Linked DNA regions of Homo sapiens: region 1 is linked to region 2. A link is a loop called in an ENCODE intact Hi-C map of the cell type or tissue named here. Cell type or tissue: PC-9. All regions are shown on one strand. Links, peaks and the distances in the headings refer to the core of each region. The heading gives the core; the rest is flanking DNA. Region 1 has its middle 18 kb from the start of DCP2. Region 2 overlaps REEP5 (receptor accessory protein 5).

Evidence for each region. Hi-C counts contacts between places; a loop is a spot of excess contacts. Peaks named below come from ENCODE experiments on the same cell type or tissue, not always from the same donor. Only the 100,000 strongest peaks of a DNase experiment are listed, where the experiment ranks them.
Region 1: a loop joins it to region 2, with 4 times the contacts of the local background. A loop is called at or near these places in 19 of 110 quality-filtered maps.

Annotation. Positions count from the first base shown.
Region 1 is chr5:112,953,779-112,964,107 of GRCh38, reverse strand. No RefSeq gene overlaps it. Among named protein-coding and RNA genes, the nearest start is that of DCP2, 18 kb to the left of the region's middle. RefSeq lists an enhancer at 3,822-4,116. In PC-9, for the core only: no CTCF peak of the experiment used is centred there; DNase peaks (open chromatin) are centred at 3,997 and 5,467; H3K27ac peaks cover 3,114 bases.
Region 2 is chr5:112,874,877-112,882,876 of GRCh38, reverse strand. It overlaps REEP5 (receptor accessory protein 5), which reads left to right. Exons shown (of 5, transcript NM_005669.5): 5 at 4,042-6,492. The coding sequence ends at 4,091. It also overlaps a transcript of SRP19 not described here. Among named protein-coding and RNA genes, the nearest start is that of SRP19, 18 kb to the right of the region's middle. In PC-9, for the core only: no CTCF peak of the experiment used is centred there; a DNase peak (open chromatin) is centred at 3,926; H3K27ac peaks cover 1,053 bases.

The DNA.
Region 1 (10,329 bases), core at 928-8,927, 80 kb before region 2:
CATACTGCTGAGTAATATTTTTAGTACAAGAACATGACTTTAAAACTGCAGCTTTTGACATACATAGGACTCCACTTCTTAGGAGTCCTGTAATGGAACTGGGAAATGGCAGTGTTTTCTGGTTAAATGACTCAGAACTCTGAAGAAACCCTTTCTCACACAACGAAACCTCCCCCTTAGAGTTACTTCTTTTAGTCATCACAGCACTGCCAAACAGTGATACAATCTCACTCTGTAATTAGTTTTCTATTGCTGTTATAACAAATTACCACAGACTTGATGGCTTAAACAATACAAACGTATGGCCAAGTGCAGTGGCTCATGCCTGTAATCCCAGCACTTTGGGAGGCCAAGGCGGACAGATTACTTGAGGTCAGGAGTTCGAGACCAGCCTGGCCAACATGGCAAAATCCCATCTCTACAAAAAATATAAAAAATTAGCCGGGCATGGTGGCACATACCTGTAATCCCTGCTACTTGGGAGGCTGAGGTAGGAGAATCGCTTGAACCTGGGAGGCAGAGGTTGCAGTGAGCCAAGATTGCACCACTGCACTCCACCCTGGGCAACACAGTAAGACTCTCTCAAAAAACAAACAAACAAGTTCTCACAGTTCTGTAGGTTAGCAGCCCAACACAGATCTCACTGGGCTAAAATCAAGGTGTTGGCAAGGCTGTGCTCCCTAGTGAAGGCTATAAGGAACAATCAGTATCCTTGTTTTTTCCAGCTTTCAGAGGCCGTCTACTTCCTCAGCTCATGCTCCCCTTCCCCCATCTTCCAAGCAGCAATGACAAGTGATTCCTTCTGACGTTGTATCTCTGAGCTTTTCCATCATTCCACCTCCCTCTGATTCACTCCTTCTGGTCTTCTTTCACTTTTAAGAACCCCTGTGATTATATTGGGCCCTCCTGGATAATTCATGATCCCATGGTCTTCTCCCTATCTTAAAATCAGCTGATTAGCAACTTTAATTCCATCTTCAATCTTAATTCCCCTTTGCTATTAACACATTCAGAGATTCCAGGGATTAGGACGTGGACATCTTTGGAGGACATTATTCTGCCTGCCATACTCTCTGTGTCCTTGTTTAGTAGCCCCTTCTCTGTGTCTACCCATCTCCTTACTTTCCTATCTCCAGGAATCACTGACATAAATTTTTATCATTTGGTAATTGCTAGTTTCATTAACTTGAATTTATGGAATTGTATCTTTTTTGTTCCTCTTGCATGGGATTACCCAGTTTAAAAATTATCCTTATTTGTTGGTAAAATAACAGGATATCTGGGATTTGCTTTAAAATGATCCGTTGGGGGGAATTACAGGGCAAATAGATAAAATAAGGCAAAAGGATGGTAATTATTGAAGTTGGGTGCAGTTTCAAGTAGTTAGAATAAAAAGTTTTTTAAAAAATCTAGACCCTATTGAGAAGTCAATGGACTTTTCCTCTTCTTGTTTCTTGAGTAGTTGAGAGAAAAACAATTGATGATAACAGTTGAAACTGCAAACCAAAATACCATTATTAAATGCCCAAATTCAAAATGCAATTGACTTTTTAAAAAACTTGATTAGCTGGGAGTGATGGCACATGATTGTAGTCCGAGACTGAGCACTTACGCTATGACTGTACCCCTGCACTTTAGCCTGGGGGACGGCAATATTTCATCTTTTTTTTTTTTTTTGAGACAGAGTCTCGCTCTGTCGCCCAGGCTGGAAAGCAGTGGCATGATCTTAGCTCACTGAAACCTCTGCCTCCTGGGTTCAAGCAATTCTCATGCCTCCGCCTCCCAAGTAGCTGGGATTACAGGCTTACAGGCACCCACCACCATGCCCAGCTAGTTTTTGTAGTTTTAGGAGAAACAGGGTTTTACCATGTTGGCCAGGCTGGTCTCGAACTCCTGACCTCAGGTGATCCACCCGCCTTGGCCTCCCAAAGTGCTGGGATTACATACGTGAGCCACCACGCCTGGCCAAGGTTTCATCTTCAAAAAAAATTAAAATAAAAAAAAACTTCATTGAGATATAATTTAAATACAATAAAATGCTGTTAGCTGATGGAGTGGCACACTCCTGTCCCAGCTACTCAGGGGAATCACTTGAGCCCAGGAGTCCAAGGCTTCAGTGAGCTATGGTCCAGCCTGTGAATAGCCACTGCATTCCAGCCTGGCAACACAGCAGACTCATATATTTAAAAAATATATGCCGTTCACTTTTTGTAAAATTAAACTTTCTATTTTGAGAAAATTGTAGAAGAGAGATCTTCCTACAACTGGATATGAATTTTCTCAAAATAGAAACTTGGTATATACTTTACCCAGTTTTCCGCAATGGTAACATCTTGCAAAACAGTATCACAACCAAGATATTGAAATCAATGCAGTCAAGACACAGAACATTTAATTACCACAGGTTCCTTCATGTTGCCCTTTTATAACCATTTTCTGTCTGGGTGTTCAATATTTACAGTATATTCCAAATGAAAACTTTTCTATGACTTTTACATGCCTTCCTCTTAGCTTTACATAGGAACTATGAGCAACTGCTTAAAATTACTGAAACCTATTTTTTCAGAGCTCTCATACATACTGCCTGAATCTATTTTCTGATATGATCCTAAAATTATATTGACTAAATCTTAGGAGCCATAGATAGACTACCAAAATATCAGCTGAAATAAGGGCTTGAGAGCAGCAAAGAGGGTAGTGAAAAGGCATCCTGGTCCTCCAAGATCAAAGCAGCACAGTGGGTTCCAGGCCAGTCAGTATTACAGAGCCCTTGACTGGCAAGTCAACAATATGACAGACACCATCACTGGGAGCTGCCCTCTCCAATGTCCAATCTCCTCCCTCCTCTCAGTTAAAGGCCTCATTTAAAAGCCTACATGTCCTTGTCTGTCTCACGGCCATATGCTGCTAGATGTGAAACTGCATTTGGCCAAGGAGATACAAGCATAACGGTGGTCTAGAACCCTTGGGAAGTTGTTAAAAGAAAGCAGAAGCCTCTTTTCCACCCCTTCCTCTTTGTCCCTTCCTGTCGCCAGCAATCGGTAACCTGAGCAGAGTAGCAAAATAGAACTCTCTGGTCCCTGATGACCTTGGAGCCACTAAACCAGCTCTGGAGTGCCTATTTCTAGAATTCTTTTACTGAGCGAGAGAGAGAAATAAATGTCTACTTTGTTTAAGCGATGATACTGGTTTTTTTCTGTTATATGTAGACAGTAGTCCAAACTGACATAAGTAATCCTCTCCTCATGTAGAGGCAAAGGTAGTTCTCAGTTAAGGCTTGAGAGTGCACTTTTCTTTGGATAAAAACATTTTAATAGGCCCTTTTAGCATACAAAATTAAAGCTCCAAAACTATTACAGACAGAAGAGTTTGAGACAATTGAAGGTAAACAGCTCTGAAGAATGATGCGAAGCTTTATCTTCCTCTGAGCAGAGTTGAGGCACTGCAGAAAGAGGATTATGATGTTGGAAGAAGAGAGAAGAAGCAGGCAGGAAGGATTTCCTCTTTCTAGGAAAAAAAAAAAAAAAAGGCTATAGTTGAGGGCCTGCAGCCTGGGTAGGGCTCCAGGTCAGAGAATCCCCATCTGTCATCTATGATTTCAAAGATGCTCCTAGCACCAGAGGCCTAAGGAGGGTGACAGCTGGAAGAGCAGGCCCCTGCACAGATGGATCTAGGAGCCAGAATATCAACATGCTTTCATTTTAAGGGGGATTCTTTTTCCTTTTCTGAAAAGTAATTTTCTTTGCTAAAGTCCAAGTGCAGTGAGCATCTGCCTCTTTAAAAAACAAAAAACAAAAACCAAACAAACAAAAAAACTTCTCAGCATTCATTTTCTCTCTGGAAGCATAAAGCTGTTTTTCCTTCAGGAGCAACTCCTCCCCCATTCTCATTCATGTACTCTGAGTGGGTTTGATTCCTCATTTCTAACCCCTCCACCCTCACTCCAACCTCCAAGAGCACTTGTCACCATGATTATTTAAGAAATAAGCCAGGAGGCCAGGCATGATGACTCACGCCTGTAATCCTAGCACTTTAGGAGGCCAAGGCAGGTGAATCACCGAAGGTCAGGAGTTCAAGACCAGCCTGGCCAACATGGCGAAACCCCGTCTCTAACAAAAATTAGCTGGGCATGGTGGCACGTGTCTGTAATCCCAGCTACTCGGGAGGCTGAGGCTGGAGAATCACTTGAACCAGGGAGTTGGAGGTTGCGGTAAGCCGAGATCCTGCCACTGCACTCCAGCTTGGTGGCAGGGTGAGACTCTGTCTCAAGCAAACAAACAACAAAAAATTATAGTTCGAGACCAGCCTGGCCAACGTGGCAAAACCCCGTCTCTATTAAAAAAACAAACAAACATTAGCTGGGCGTGGTGGCACACACCTGTAATCCCAGCTACTCAGGAGGCTGAGGCTGGAGAATCACTTGAACCCAGGAGGCGGAGGTTGCAGTGAGCCGAGATCGTGCCATTGCACTCCAGCCTGGGCGACAGAGCAAGACTCCGTCTCAAAAAAAACAAAACAAAACAAAACAAAAAACAAATACTAAGTCTTATTCATTCTATAGAGATCACACTGCTGCACTCCAGCCTGGGTGACAGAGTGAGACTCCATTAAAAAAAAAAAAAAAAAAAGCTAGGAACCCAAGCCAAATTGCCAAAGACCCAACATGAGGATGTCTTCTTAACTGATTGGAAAAGAAATGCTTCTTCTTTCTGTTGGGCTTGCTAAAGTGCTAGGAACATAAGCCTGGGGATTCCAGTGCTTTCTCTGCTACCACTCAGGAAAGCCTGCATAAGAATGAAGCCAAAACAGAAGAAAGCAGGAGAAAGAGATGAAGAGAAGCCACTTTCTGTTTCTTTTCTATTTTCTTTTTCAAACTCCATTACTCTGAGTAATGGAGTAATTTCTTATCTTACTGTTTGAGCCCTAGAATCCAACCGAGCCTCAAACTACATATATTCCCTGGATCTTTCATTACCTTAGCCAATACATTCTCTTTTTTGTCATTGTTGTTGTTCTTTAAAACCAGTTTGAATAGAATTTTTGTCTCTTGCAACCAAGAGTCCTAACTAACACACTAAGTCTGCTCTCACTATGTTTTGGGGGAGTCAAGGGAGAGGTCTGTACCTACATTTGGAATACATGGTTATTAGGAAAGCAAAGAAGCATTAAAAAAAAGTGATGAGAGCAAAAGATGATTGGCAGGACGGTAACCTTGGAAATAGAGACAGAAGCTTAGACCCTGCTAATTTGGCACAAACAAGAATGGCCACCAACACTTAGAGAAGTTGAGAACACTCTGATTTACAATAATAAAATTGATATATCATGAGCAAAATATGCTATCTGCAGAAAACTGTCTCATGGGTCCAAGGGGGAAGAGTTGAATTAGACAGTTCGCTAACATTATTTGCATCTTTAAAAAAACAATGAGTCACCAGGGTACACAGGGAAAGCCTGAAAGAGATCTGAGCTGCAGGGTTTGGCACTGCGCCTCAAGTCCCACAGACTAAAGAAACACTGAGTAACCAACTTAACCATCTGCTTGGCAGTACTTCCATATAATGGCTCTAATAGGACCTTTAACCTTGAAAATCACTCAGCTTAGGCTTCATTTCAATTCAACACTTTTCAAGCAACCCTGAGATTACATTTTTATATCCCATGTAACTTTCTGTCAGCACGACTAAGCACCCTGCAAAAGAGATGGAAACAGTCCAGATCAAAAATATTTGAGAGACTGGAAAGTCAAACTGCACCCTGGAAGCCAAGTACAAACAGCACATGTAGATGGTCTTAAGCAGAATCAGAATTTTGGGAAGGGATGCGGAATTGGAATGGAAGTGTGGGGTAAGGAGACCACACTGTCCAAGTCAGAGACAGAGTAATAAAAGATCAGGTTGGAAATGAACAAGATTTTGGCAACTGTTCTGATTAAACTGGGAGGGTCTGCATCTGGCCTTTGCTGGCTAGTGGCCTCTGAGGGATGGATTTGGTTTAAGGACAGAGAGCCAGGTGGCCAGCAACAGGGCCAAGAAATTTCTTTTTTAAGCAAAAATCAGTATACTCTATTTTACTACTTAAAAGAGTTTCATTATTTTTAGTAGTAAATGACTTTCTAAAAGTTAATTTTCCTAACTTTGAATATGAAAAATTAATACAAATCAATGAAAGGACTCCGCTGGAAATAAAGAATATACGCAATTTTTTTTTTTTTTTTGACGTGGAGTCTCGCTCTGTCTCCCAGGCTGGAGCGCAGTGGCACGATCTCGGCTCACTGCAAGCTCTGAAATGTAGGCAATTTTTATGCTTAAAAAGTCCAAGCCTTTCTATTATTAATATGTAAAAGTGGACTGTCAATTTCCATACATTTGCCCACATATACCATTATTTTCACGATAGTGAGCTTATGTGAACCAAAAGTATATAAATCTTAAAGATTATCTACCTCTGGCTTTGGAATGCCATTTCTTCAGAGATATTTGTTTGGGAAAGAATGGCAAATAATGACCAACAGGCAGACTGCCAGGTTGCAAAAGAACTGCTGGTTTGGCATTGTTTCAGTACCCATATTAAAATATTCTGTTCGTTAAATTTCCTACAGAAGAAAATTTGCATTGCTAAACTTGAATAATACAGCATGCATCCCTAATTTAGGTAAAACATCCATTCTGCCAGAGCTCTATAATTAGAAAACAACCATAAAAACTACAAAAAAAATGCTAGTTTTCACAAATTTAAAGTTTTATTTGCAAAGCATCAGCCCACTCTAACAGGTGCTTTGCTTATGAAGAATACTGGATTACTGCTCATTTCCCCTGCCCTGCTTATGTCCCCAATCTTACTTACCTCTCCTGTCCTCTTCCTTCTAACCCCATTCCCCTACTCCTAGAAATGTTAACAAACCCAGTGTGTATCTTCACATACCTTCTCCCTACTCTCTAAACAAACATATATACATAGGGATTTTCTCCTCACTGTTTTACCAAATAAAATACTATAAATTTATCTGCATTTCCCTTTCTTGGTAAAAACACACAGTGGACATCTCTCCAAGTCAATTGATAGAGAGTTCACTCATTCTATTAAGTAGCTAATATTCTGTGTTGCTTAATATTCAATGAGGTGGATATACCATAACTTAGTCAATAGTTACTTCTTGAAGGGTATATACTTTTAGTTTTTTGTCTCTACAAAAAGTGCTGCAGTAAAAATCCTTGTATGCAAGTTCCTATGTACTGGTGCCCTTATTTCCAAGAACTAGCAGCAGTGAGATTAGAGGAGCAAAGGAATGCAGACTTTAAATTTTAGGCTGGATGCCATGGCTCAGGCCTGTAATGTCAGCACTTTGGGAGGCCGAGGTGGGTGGATCACTTCTGGCCAGGAGTTCGAGACCAGCCTGGTCAACATGGCAAAGCCCCAACTCTAATAAAAATACAAAAATTAGCTGGGCATGGTGGTGCATGCCTGTAATTCCAGCTATGCGGGAGGCTGAGGCATGAGAATTTCTTGAATCTGGGAGGCGGAGGTTTCAGTGAGCCGAGATCATGCCACTGCACTCCAGCCTGGGTGACAGAGCAAGACCCTATCTCAAAAATAAAAGAAAATAGAAACAAATAAATACTTTTTAATAGGTACTGCCAGATTGTGTTCCCAATGGACTGTATTGAACTTCTAGATCCAAACTTAACAGATGAGCATGTCCACTCTTGTAGTCACCTCTATTGCCCCCAGTCATTGGAGTTACTATTCTTTTTAGTTATTGCATCTTGATAAAAGATCCAATAATTGGGTTTTATCTCTATTCATGGTATTAATCTTTATCAATTCATTTTTATGTATTCATCTTTACTAATTTTATCTTGAATGCACACACAAGGGGTTCTGGAACACAGTCAGATTCATTTTTACCTAACAGTAAATTAGTGTGCTGGCCCTCCTTACTGAAGTTCTGATTCAGTTGTTGTCTGTATCATCAAGGTGGCACTTCTGTGATCTCTGAATCTTTGTAGATCCTCATAGACCTTTCTTTTACTCTGATAGACAAACAATAGATCAACTGGGTAAAGATACTTGGGTAGCACTGTTTGTTCTTTCCGTAGTCTGTGAATTTTACTTTATTTTCTCTAGCTTCAGGTTTTTGATGAGAAATGTGAAGCCGGGCTGATATTTTTCCTTTTAGACTAATATTATCTCTATATCCAACAGACTCTAAGGTTATTACTTTTGATTCTTGGAGTTCTAGATTTTTACCAGAATATGCCTCTATGGAGGTATACATTGTTGTCACTGTTGCCATTATTATTATTATTTTTTTTTTTATTGATCATTCTTGGGTGTTTCTCACAGAGGGGGATTTGGCAGGGTCATAGGACAATAGTGGAGGGAAGGTCAGCAGATAAACAAGTGAACAAAGGTCTCTGGTTTTCCTAGGCAGAGGACCCTGCGGCCTTCCGCAGCGTTTGTGTCCCTGGGTACTTGAGATTAGGGAGTGGTGATGACTCTTAATGAGCATGCTGACTTCAAGCATCTGTTTTACAAAGCACATCTTGCACCGCCCTTAATCCATTTAACTCTGAGTGGACACAGCACATGTTTCAGAGAGCACAGGGTTGGGGGTAAGGTCACAGATCAACAGGATCCCAAGGCAGAAGAATTTTTCTTGGTACAGAACAAAATGAAAAGTCTCCCATGTCTACTTCTTTCTACACAGACACGGCAACCATCCGATTTCTCAATCTTTTCCCCACCTTTCCCCCCATTCTATTCCACAAAGCCGCCATTGTCATCCTGGCCCGTTCTCAATGAGCTGTTGGGTACACCTCCCAGACGGGGTGGTGGCCGGGCAGAGGGGCTCCTCACTTCCCAGTAGGGGCGGCCGGGCAGAGGCGCCCCTCACCTCCCGGACGGGGCGGCTGGCCGGGCGGGGGGCTGACCCCCCCACCTCCCTCCCGGACGGGGCGGCTGGCCGGGCAGGGGGCTGACCCCCCCCACCTCCCTCCCGGACGGGGTAGCTGCCGGGCGGAGACGCTCCTCACTTCCCAGACGGGGCGGCTGCCGGGCGGAGAGGCTCCTCACTTCTCAGACGGGGTGGCTGCCGGGCGGAGAGGCTCCTCACTTCTCATACGGGGCGGCCGCCGGGCGGAGGGTCTCCTCACTTCTCAGACGGGGCGGCCGGGCAGAGACGCTCCTCACCTCCCAGACGGGGTGGCGGCCGGGCAGAGGCGCTCCTCACATCCCAGACGGGGCGACAGGGCAGAGGCGCTCCCCACATCCCAGACGATGGGCGGCCGGGCAGAGATGCTCCTCACTTCCTAGATGTGATGGCGGCCGGGAAGAGGCGCTCCTCACTTCCCAGATGGGATGGCGGCCGGGCAGAGACGCTCCTCACTTTCCAGACTGGGCAGCCAGGCAGAGGGGCTCCTCACATCCCAGACGATGGGCGGCCAGGCAGAGACGCTCCTTACTTCCCAGACGGGGTGGCGGCCGGGCAGAGGCTGCAATCTCGGCACTTTGGGAGGCCAAGGCAGGCGGCTGGGAGGTGGAGGTTGTAGCGAGCCGAGATCACGCCACTGCTCTCCAGCCTGGGCGCCATTGAGCACTGAGTGAACCAGACTCCGTCTGCAATCCCGGCACCTCGGGAGGCCGAGGCTGGCGGATCACTCGCGGTTAGGAGCTGGAGACCAGCCCGGCCAACACAGCGAAACCCCGTCTCCACCAAAAAAATACGAAAACCAGTCAGGCGTGGCAGCGCGCACCTGCAATTGCAGGCACTCCGCAGGCTGAGGCAGGAGAATCAGGCAGGGAGGTTGCAGTGAGCCGAGATGGCAGCAGTATAGTCCGGCTTCGGCTCGGCATGAGAGGGAGACTGTGGAAAGAGAGGGAGAGGGAGACCATGGGGAGAGGGAGACCATGGGGAGAGGGAGACCATCGGGCTGTTGCCATTATTTTTTAATCACTCTGACTGAAAGCTGGGCACAGTGGCTCATGCCTGTATTCCCAGCACTTTGTGAGGCTGAGGTGGGAGGATCACTTGAGCCCAGGGGTTTGAGACCAGCCTGGGTAACATAATAAGACTCCATCTCTGCAGAAAATAAAAAAGATTAGCCAGGTGTGGTAGCACAAACCTATGGTCCCAGCTGTAGGGGGGGCTGAGACAGGAGGATCCCTTGAGACCAGAAGGTTGAGGCTGCAGTGATCCATATTCAAGCCACTGCACTCCAGCCTGGATGATAGAGTAAGAGCTTGTCTACAAACAAACAAACAAACAAAAACAACTAACTGAAACTCAGTTAAACCTTTAATCTTTTAATTCAAATTGTTCGTTAACTC
Region 2 (8,000 bases), core at 1-8,000:
TTTCTCAGTAAAGTAGGAAGGCCAATTGAGAGAGGATGGGGAAGGAGACAATGGAAAGAGAAGGTATGAAATAGTTGCGAAGGAGAGGGACTGCTCATCTTTTTCTGTAAAGGGCCAGATAACAAATGTTTTAAATTTCGTGGGCTATCATGTCTCTGTTGCAGCTACTCTTCTCTGCCATTGTAGTGTGAAAACAGCCATGGACACTACATAAGCGAGTTTGGCTGCAGTGTGCTGGCCCCTCTAGGACAGTTGGAGAGTAAATGGACTGTCAGGCAGTGTTAAAGGCATGCTTGAGATTTGCGTTCATGAATTTATAGTGAAACCAGTTCTTGTTTATGTTTTTCTCCAGCCATACTCAGCTACATGGGTATAGCTACAGAGTAGGTGGAGAGTTGTGTCAAGGTTGTGATTTCCAGCAAGAACTATGAAGTGAGGGTGGGACTGTGGAGTGGTTAATGCTTGACAATGGAATTTAACCTGAGTAAGGTGGGAAGTGGTGGTGGAAGAACTCTGAATCAGGATAATAGCGGGAATACTCCATCATCATCTACAATGAGCAAAAAAGCAGGGTGGGGAGTGCACTACAAAGATAAAAGGTGATGGTGGCTGAGTGGGATGCTTGATACAAGATTATGGAGGGACTGCAGTATTGGTACTAACAGGGATCCTGGGAGTCAGTGCCATATGTAGGGTGGAATATAAGGGTTATTGGAGGGGAGGAACTAAGAGGTCAGGATATTAGAAGATCATCACATATGTCTACATGGATATTAAAATCATCAATAATTAAAATAGGAGTAGTAGGTCAGGTGCAGTGCTCACACCTGTAATCACAGCACTTCCAGAGGTCAAGGTGGGTGGATTGCTTGAGCTCAGGTGTTTGAGACCAGCCTGAGTAACATGGTGAAACCCAGTCTCTACAAAAAAAAAAAAACACAAAAATTAGCCAGATGTGGTGATGCGTACCAGTAGTCCCAGCTACTCAGGAGGCTGAGATGGGAGGATCACCTGAGCCTGGAGGTTGAGGCTGCAGTGAGCTGAGATGGCATCACTGCATTCCAGCCTGGGTGACAGAGTGAGACCCTGTCTCTAAATAAATAAATAATAGGAGTAGTGTTAGAAAGGAACATTAAGTTAGGAGCTAAAATCTTCAAGAACTAAGGCAAAGTAGCCCAAGAGTCAGGGATGACAGGGAAAGGGAAGGCTACTCAGTGATAGAATCTGATGACATGAGATTCTGAAAGTGGCAATGAAGAACAAAAACAACACCTACCAGATCCATTTGTACTAGGGTCATGAGAGGAAAGAAACAGCCACCACTTGAGAAAGCAGTGTCCTCAGGGCACAGCCAGCTTTCTCTAAGAGCAAGAAGGTAAAGGAAACATTCGGAGGAATGGATGAGGATATAGATTTTGCCAGTGATGGGTCTTGAGTTCCAGAGGGACTCAGATTTTAGAAATTGGAGAAAGGTTTTTGTGTTTTAGAGCTCTGTGGTAGTTAGACATGGGAGTTGTGAGGTTGCCTGACCATGGGGAAGTAAAATCCCAAGACAGTTCTCCAGCAGCACTGATGCCCCAGAAGTGGTATGTTCCCCATTTCTCCCTCACAGACCTCTCTTCTCTGGACTCCTATTTTTGGGCATACAAATCCAGTCTACTTGAATATGTTTTAGGTATTTTTTAACTTGTAGCCTTAACCTCCTCCCACTTTAGGATTGCCAGCTTTTTTTTTTTTTTTTTTTTTTTGAAACAGAGTCTCACTCTGTTGCCCAGGCTGGAGTGCAGTAGCATGATCTCAGCTCACTGCAGCCTCCACCTTCCAGGTTCAAGGGATTCTGCTGCCTCAGCCTCCCAAGTAGCTGTGATTACAGGTGTGGGCCACCACGCCCAGCTGATACTTGTATTTTTAGTAGAGACACCGTTATGCCATGTTGGCCAGGCTGGTTTCAAACTCCTGGCCTCAAGTGATCCACCCACCTCGGCCTCTCAAAATGCTGGGATTACAGGCATGAGCCACCATGCCCAGCCAGGATTACCAGCTTATTTTTAAGAGCTTTCTTTTCTTCTCCCTTCCCTTAGCCTAATCAGCAACCTGTGGTGATGTCATTTCTGTCTACTTCACCCACATTTCTTAGCCTCTTGGTTCTCTTAGATATCAATACTTAAAATCCAATCTTACTTTGTTATGACACATTCCTAAATAGGGGCAAGAGAATTAAAATAAGTTAGGAGGAATTTACATGCTGCCACATTTTAGACTTTTCTCAAAGCTTTTGGATTAACTAGGAATTTCTACAAAGGGTTAGTTAAGGGAAGGACTACATTTTCTCCTTTGCTGTGAACTTGGTTCAGTAATTTTAACTGAGCAAAGGGAGAGCAACTATCAGGCAGCTGGTGGACAAGAAGGGACTCCTTGGCTCTCATCACTAAGGCTCTGGCTCCATCAAGAACAGCTGCAGATTGTAAAATCTCACAGTGGGCCCTGGAGGCTTCTAGACAACCCCTTTCCCCTCCATCTTACACACTGTACTGGTTCTCATAGCACATTCCCTGCCACTTGGTAATTAGAAAGTGGAAGGCTTGGTCTCCTGCAGAAGTAAGAAAATATATTTTTCTTTTTTTTCTATAGAGATGGGCTCTCACTGTGTTTTGGCCAGGGTGATCTCAAACTCCTGGCTTCAAGGAATACTCCTACCTCAGCCTCTCAAAGCTCTGGGATTATAGACATGAGCCACCACACCTGGACAGAATGTTTTCTTGATGAATGTAGTGTCTTGTCACCAACTCAAAGACTTAGAGCAAACTCTTCTCATCATAGGAGAGAATGGTGGCACAATAAGAGTATAAATACAGATTTTAAAAACAATTTAGTATAACAACAATTTATATAGCATTCATGTTGCATTAGGTACTTTAACTAGAGATGGGCTTTTAAAATTTTTTTAAAATAGAGGTGGGGGGTGGGGGTCTCACCATTCATATTGGCCAGGCTGGTCTCAAATTCCTGGCTTCAAGCGATCTTCCCACCTCAGCCTCCCAAAGTGCTGCGATTACAGGCATGAGTCATTATGCCTGGCCGAATTTAAAGTATATGGAAGAGGCCGGGCATGGTGGCTTACGTCTGTAATCCCAGCACTTTGGGAGGCCAAGGCGGGCAGATCACGAGGTCAGGAAATTGAGACCATCCTGGCTAACACAGTGAAACCCCATCTCTACTAAAAATACAAAAAAAAATTAGCTGGGCGTGGTGGTGAGTGCATGTAGTCCCAGCTACTCGGGAGGCTGAGGCAGGAGAATGGCATGAACCCGGGAGGCAGAGCCTGTAGTGAGCCGAGATCGCGCCACTGCACTCCAGGCTGGGTGACAGAGCGAGACTCCGTCTCAAAAAATAAATAAGTAAATAAATAAAGTATATGAAAGCACATAGGTTATATGGAAATACTATGTATGCCATTCTATTTAAGGGCTTGAGCACTCACAGATTTTGGTATCTGTAGGGTTCCTGGAACTAATCTCCTCTCCCCCACCGCCCCCCCAGCCCCCCCCCCCAAACACATATATCAAGGGATGACTGTATTTCTAGTGCTGGGAATGAGGACTTCTCTGATTTGTCGCCATGGGATAAATATGATGACCTAGTTGTCATCAGATTGATAATATATTGATAAGTGAAATCTTACAGGCAAGCACACAGATACAAATAGAATTTGAACACTACTCTTAAGGAATCTCTGCTTCTTTCAATGCTTAAAGGAGAATAGAGGGCAGACAGTTTCGGTGACACTGTCACAACAAGGGGCTAGGCTAGATGACCTTCAAGTATTTTGCTCAAGTATTTAGGATTTGTGCTCTAAGAGGTACCTTCTCCATTTCCTGGAAACCCTCTTAGCCCAGACCACAAACCCCAACATGATCGCACCTGAACATGAGTCATCCAAGTTTTGTTATCTAGTAGCTACATTAGGCACAAAGCTTGCAAGCTTGCATTCCAAAGAAAGAGCTTTGATATATTTTTCTTTCCCTCCTAACAAACAAACAGCGAAGAAAGCTACCGTGAATTTACTGGGTGAAGAAAAGAAGAGCACCTAAACCAGACTGGATGGAAACTTCCTGCCCTCTCTGTACCTTCCTACTGGAGCTTGATGTTATATTAGGGACTGTGGTATAATTATTTTAATAATGTTGCCTTGGAAACATTTTTGAGATATTAAAGATTGGAATGTGTTGTAAGTTTCTTTGCTTACTTTTACTGTCTATATATATAGGGAGCACTTTAAACTTAATGCAGTGGGCAGTGTCCACGTTTTTGGAAAATGTATTTTGCCTCTGGGTAGGAAAAGATGTATGTTGCTATCCTGCAGGAAATATAAACTTAAAATAAAATTATATACCCCACAGGCTGTGTACTTTACTGGGCTCTCCCTGCACGCATTTTCTCTGTAGTTACATTTAGGATAATCTTTATGGTTCTACTTCCTGTAATGTACAATTTTATATAATTCTGAAATGTTTTTAATGTATTTGTGCACATGTACATATGGAAATGTTACTGTCTGACTACAACATGCATCATGCTCATGGGGAGGGAGCAGGGGAAGGTTGTATGTGTCATTTATAACTTCTGTACAGTAAGACCACCTGCCAAAAGCTGGAGGAACCATTGTGCTGGTGTGGTCTACTAAATAATACTTTAGGAAATACGTGATTAATATGCAAGTGAACAAAGTGAGAAATGAAATCGAATGGAGATTGGCCTGGTTGTTTCCGTAGTATATGGCATATGAATACCAGGATAGCTTTATAAAGCAGTTAGTTAGTTAGTTACTCACTCTAGTGATAAATCGGGAAATTTACACACACACACACACACACACACACACACACACACACACAGAGTAACCTGTAACTCTCAATTCCCTGAAAAACTAGTAATACTGTCTTATCTGCTATAAACTTTACATATTTGTCTATTGTCAAGATGCTACAATGGAAACCATTTCTGGTTTTATCTTCAAAGCGGAGAAACATGTTGATTTAGTCTTCTTTCCCAATCTTCTTTTTTAAACCAGTTTAAGGAACTTCTGAAGATTTGTCCACCTCTGATTACATGTATGTTCTTGTTTGTATCATTAGCAACAACATGCTAATGACGACACCTAGCTCTAAGAGCAATTCTGGGAGAATGAAAGGAAGTATAAAGTAACCCATAATCTGCTTGGCAATAGTTAAGTCAATCTATCTTCAGTTTTTCTCTGGCCTTTAAGGTCAAACACAAGAGGCTTCCCTAGTTTACAAGTCAGAGTCACTTGTAGTCCATTTAAATGCCCTCATCCGTATTCTTTGTGTTGATAAGCTGCACATGACTACATAGTAAGTACAGAACAGTAAAGTTAAAACGGATGTCTCCATTGATCTGCCAAATCGTTATAGAGAGCAATTTGTCTGGACTAGAAAATCTGAGTTTTACACCATACTGTTAAGAGTCCTTTTGAATTAAACTCGACTAAAACAAGTGTATAACTAAACTAACAAGATTAAATATCCAGCCAGTACAGTATTTTTTAAGGCAAATAAAGATGATTAGCTCACCTTGAGATAACAATCAGGTAAGATCATAACAATGTCTCATGATGTAAAAAATATTAAAGATATCAATACTAAGTGACAGTATCACTCTAATATAATATGGATCAGAGCATTTATTTTGGGGAGGAAAACAGTGGTGATTACCGGCATTTTATTAAACTTAAAACTTTGTAGAAAGCAAACAAAATTGTTCTTGGGAGAAAATCAACTTTTAGATTAAAAAAATTTTAAGTATCTAGGAGTATTTAAATCCTTTTCCCATAAATAAAAGTACAGTTTTCTTGGTGGCAGAATGAAAATCAGCAACTTCTAGCATATAGACTATATAATCAGATTGACAGCATATAGAATATATTATCAGACAAGATGAGGAGGTACAAAAGTTACTATTGCTCATAATGACTTACAGGCTAAAATTAGTTTTAAAATACTATATTAAATTCTGAATGCAATTTTTTTTTGTTCCCTTGAGACCAAAATTTAAGTTAACTGTTGCTGGCAGTCTAAGTGTAAATGTTAACAGCAGGAGAAGTTAAGAATTGAGCAGTTCTGTTGCATGATTTCCCAAATGAAATACTGCCTTGGCTAGAGTTTGAAAAACTAATTGAGCCTGTGCCTGGCTAGAAAACAAGCGTTTATTTGAATGTGAATAGTGTTTCAAAGGTATGTAGTTACAGAATTCCTACCAAACAGCTTAAATTCTTCAAGAAAGAATTCCTGCAGCAGTTATTCCCTTACCTGAAGGCTTCAATCATTTGGATCAACAACTGCTACTCTCGGGAAGACTCCTCTACTCACAGCTGAAGAAAATGAGCACACCCTTCACACTGTTATCACCTATCCTGAAGATGTGATACACTGAATGGAAATAAATAGATGTAAATAAAATTGAGTTCTCATTTAACTGTTATATTTCATTTTATTTTGTGGGGCTTTTTTCCTAACCCAGAATTATTTAAGGAAAGTTTTAAGTAAATACAGATAAATGAGCCATGAACACTGCTCTTTATTAACTCTATTCCTCACATGGCTTGTAGTTTTCTCCTGGTGGTTCTTGCCTACCAGAGGAAAAGACTTGTCCTAAAGAAAACATACCAACTCAAAAAGTTTCTACCAATAATTAGCACTACATTTAAAGGAAACCGAATCCACTGTTTTTTTTTAACCTGTGTATTGCATTACACACAAAGAAGTCTCCTATGACTTAAGATAGTGTATTGCATGCATCTTGATGTAATAAACTTTTTTTTTTTTTGAGATGGAGTCTTGCTCTGTCACCCAGGCTGGAGTGCAGTGGCGCAATCTCAGCCGCCTCCCGGGTTCATGCCATTCTCCTGCCTCAGCCTCCCGAGTAGCTGGGACTACACGCACCCGCCGCCACGCCTGGCTACTGTTTTGTATTTTTTAGTAGAGACGGGGTTTCACCATGTTAGCCAGGATGGTCTCGATCTCCTGACCTCATGATCCACCCGCCTCGGCCTCCCAAAGAGCTGGGATTACAGGCATGAGCCACCGCGCCTGGCTTTGATGTAGTAAACTTTTTACATGTGCCTCCAAATTATGCTGTACTTGTTTTCAGAAGAGATCAAGAAAAGGAGTACTTGAGAATTTTGATAAAAATACCCACTTCTGGCCTAGCGGACCTGTAATCCCAGCACTTTGGGAAGCCGAGGTGGGCGGATTGCTTGAGTGCATGAGTTCAAGACTAGCCTGGGCCACATGGTGAGACCCTGCCTCTACAAAAAATACCAAAAAATTAGCTAGGTGTGGTGGAACGTACCTGTAGTCCCAGCTCCTCAGGAGGCTGAGGTGGGAGGACTTGAGCCTGGGAGGTCAAGGCTGCAGTGAGCCAAGACGGTGCCAGTGCACTCCAGCCTGGGCGACAGGGCCAGACCCTGTCTCAAAAAAAAAAAAAACCAAAAACAAAAACAAAACGTACTTCTGAAGGTATGCGCTGGTCCGCACGGTCACCTACATCTGCTTTTTGATGTCTGCATGTCTAGAATTATGGTGTTTAGAATAACACAGGTACAATTCAGATCTTTACCCATCAAAGATTACAGTTCTATATAGCATGGCTGGAAAGTAAACATATTTGAGGATATTAAAAGTTTTCCTGGCTCACTGCTAGAACATTAACTCTTAAAATCTTACAACATACACATTTAAGAGTTTCCTTGGTTAGATCGATGCTTCCCAAAAACTTTGGTGTGGGCCGGGCACGGTGGTTCACACCTGTAATCCCAGCACTCTGGGAGGCCAAGGTGGGTGGATCACCTGAGGTCAGAAGTTCGAGACCAGCCTGGCCAACATGGTGAAACCCTGTCTCTCCTAAATACAAAAAAATTAGCCGGGTGTGGTGGTGCATTCCTGTAATCCCAGCTACTTGGGAGGCTGAGGCAGGAGAATGGC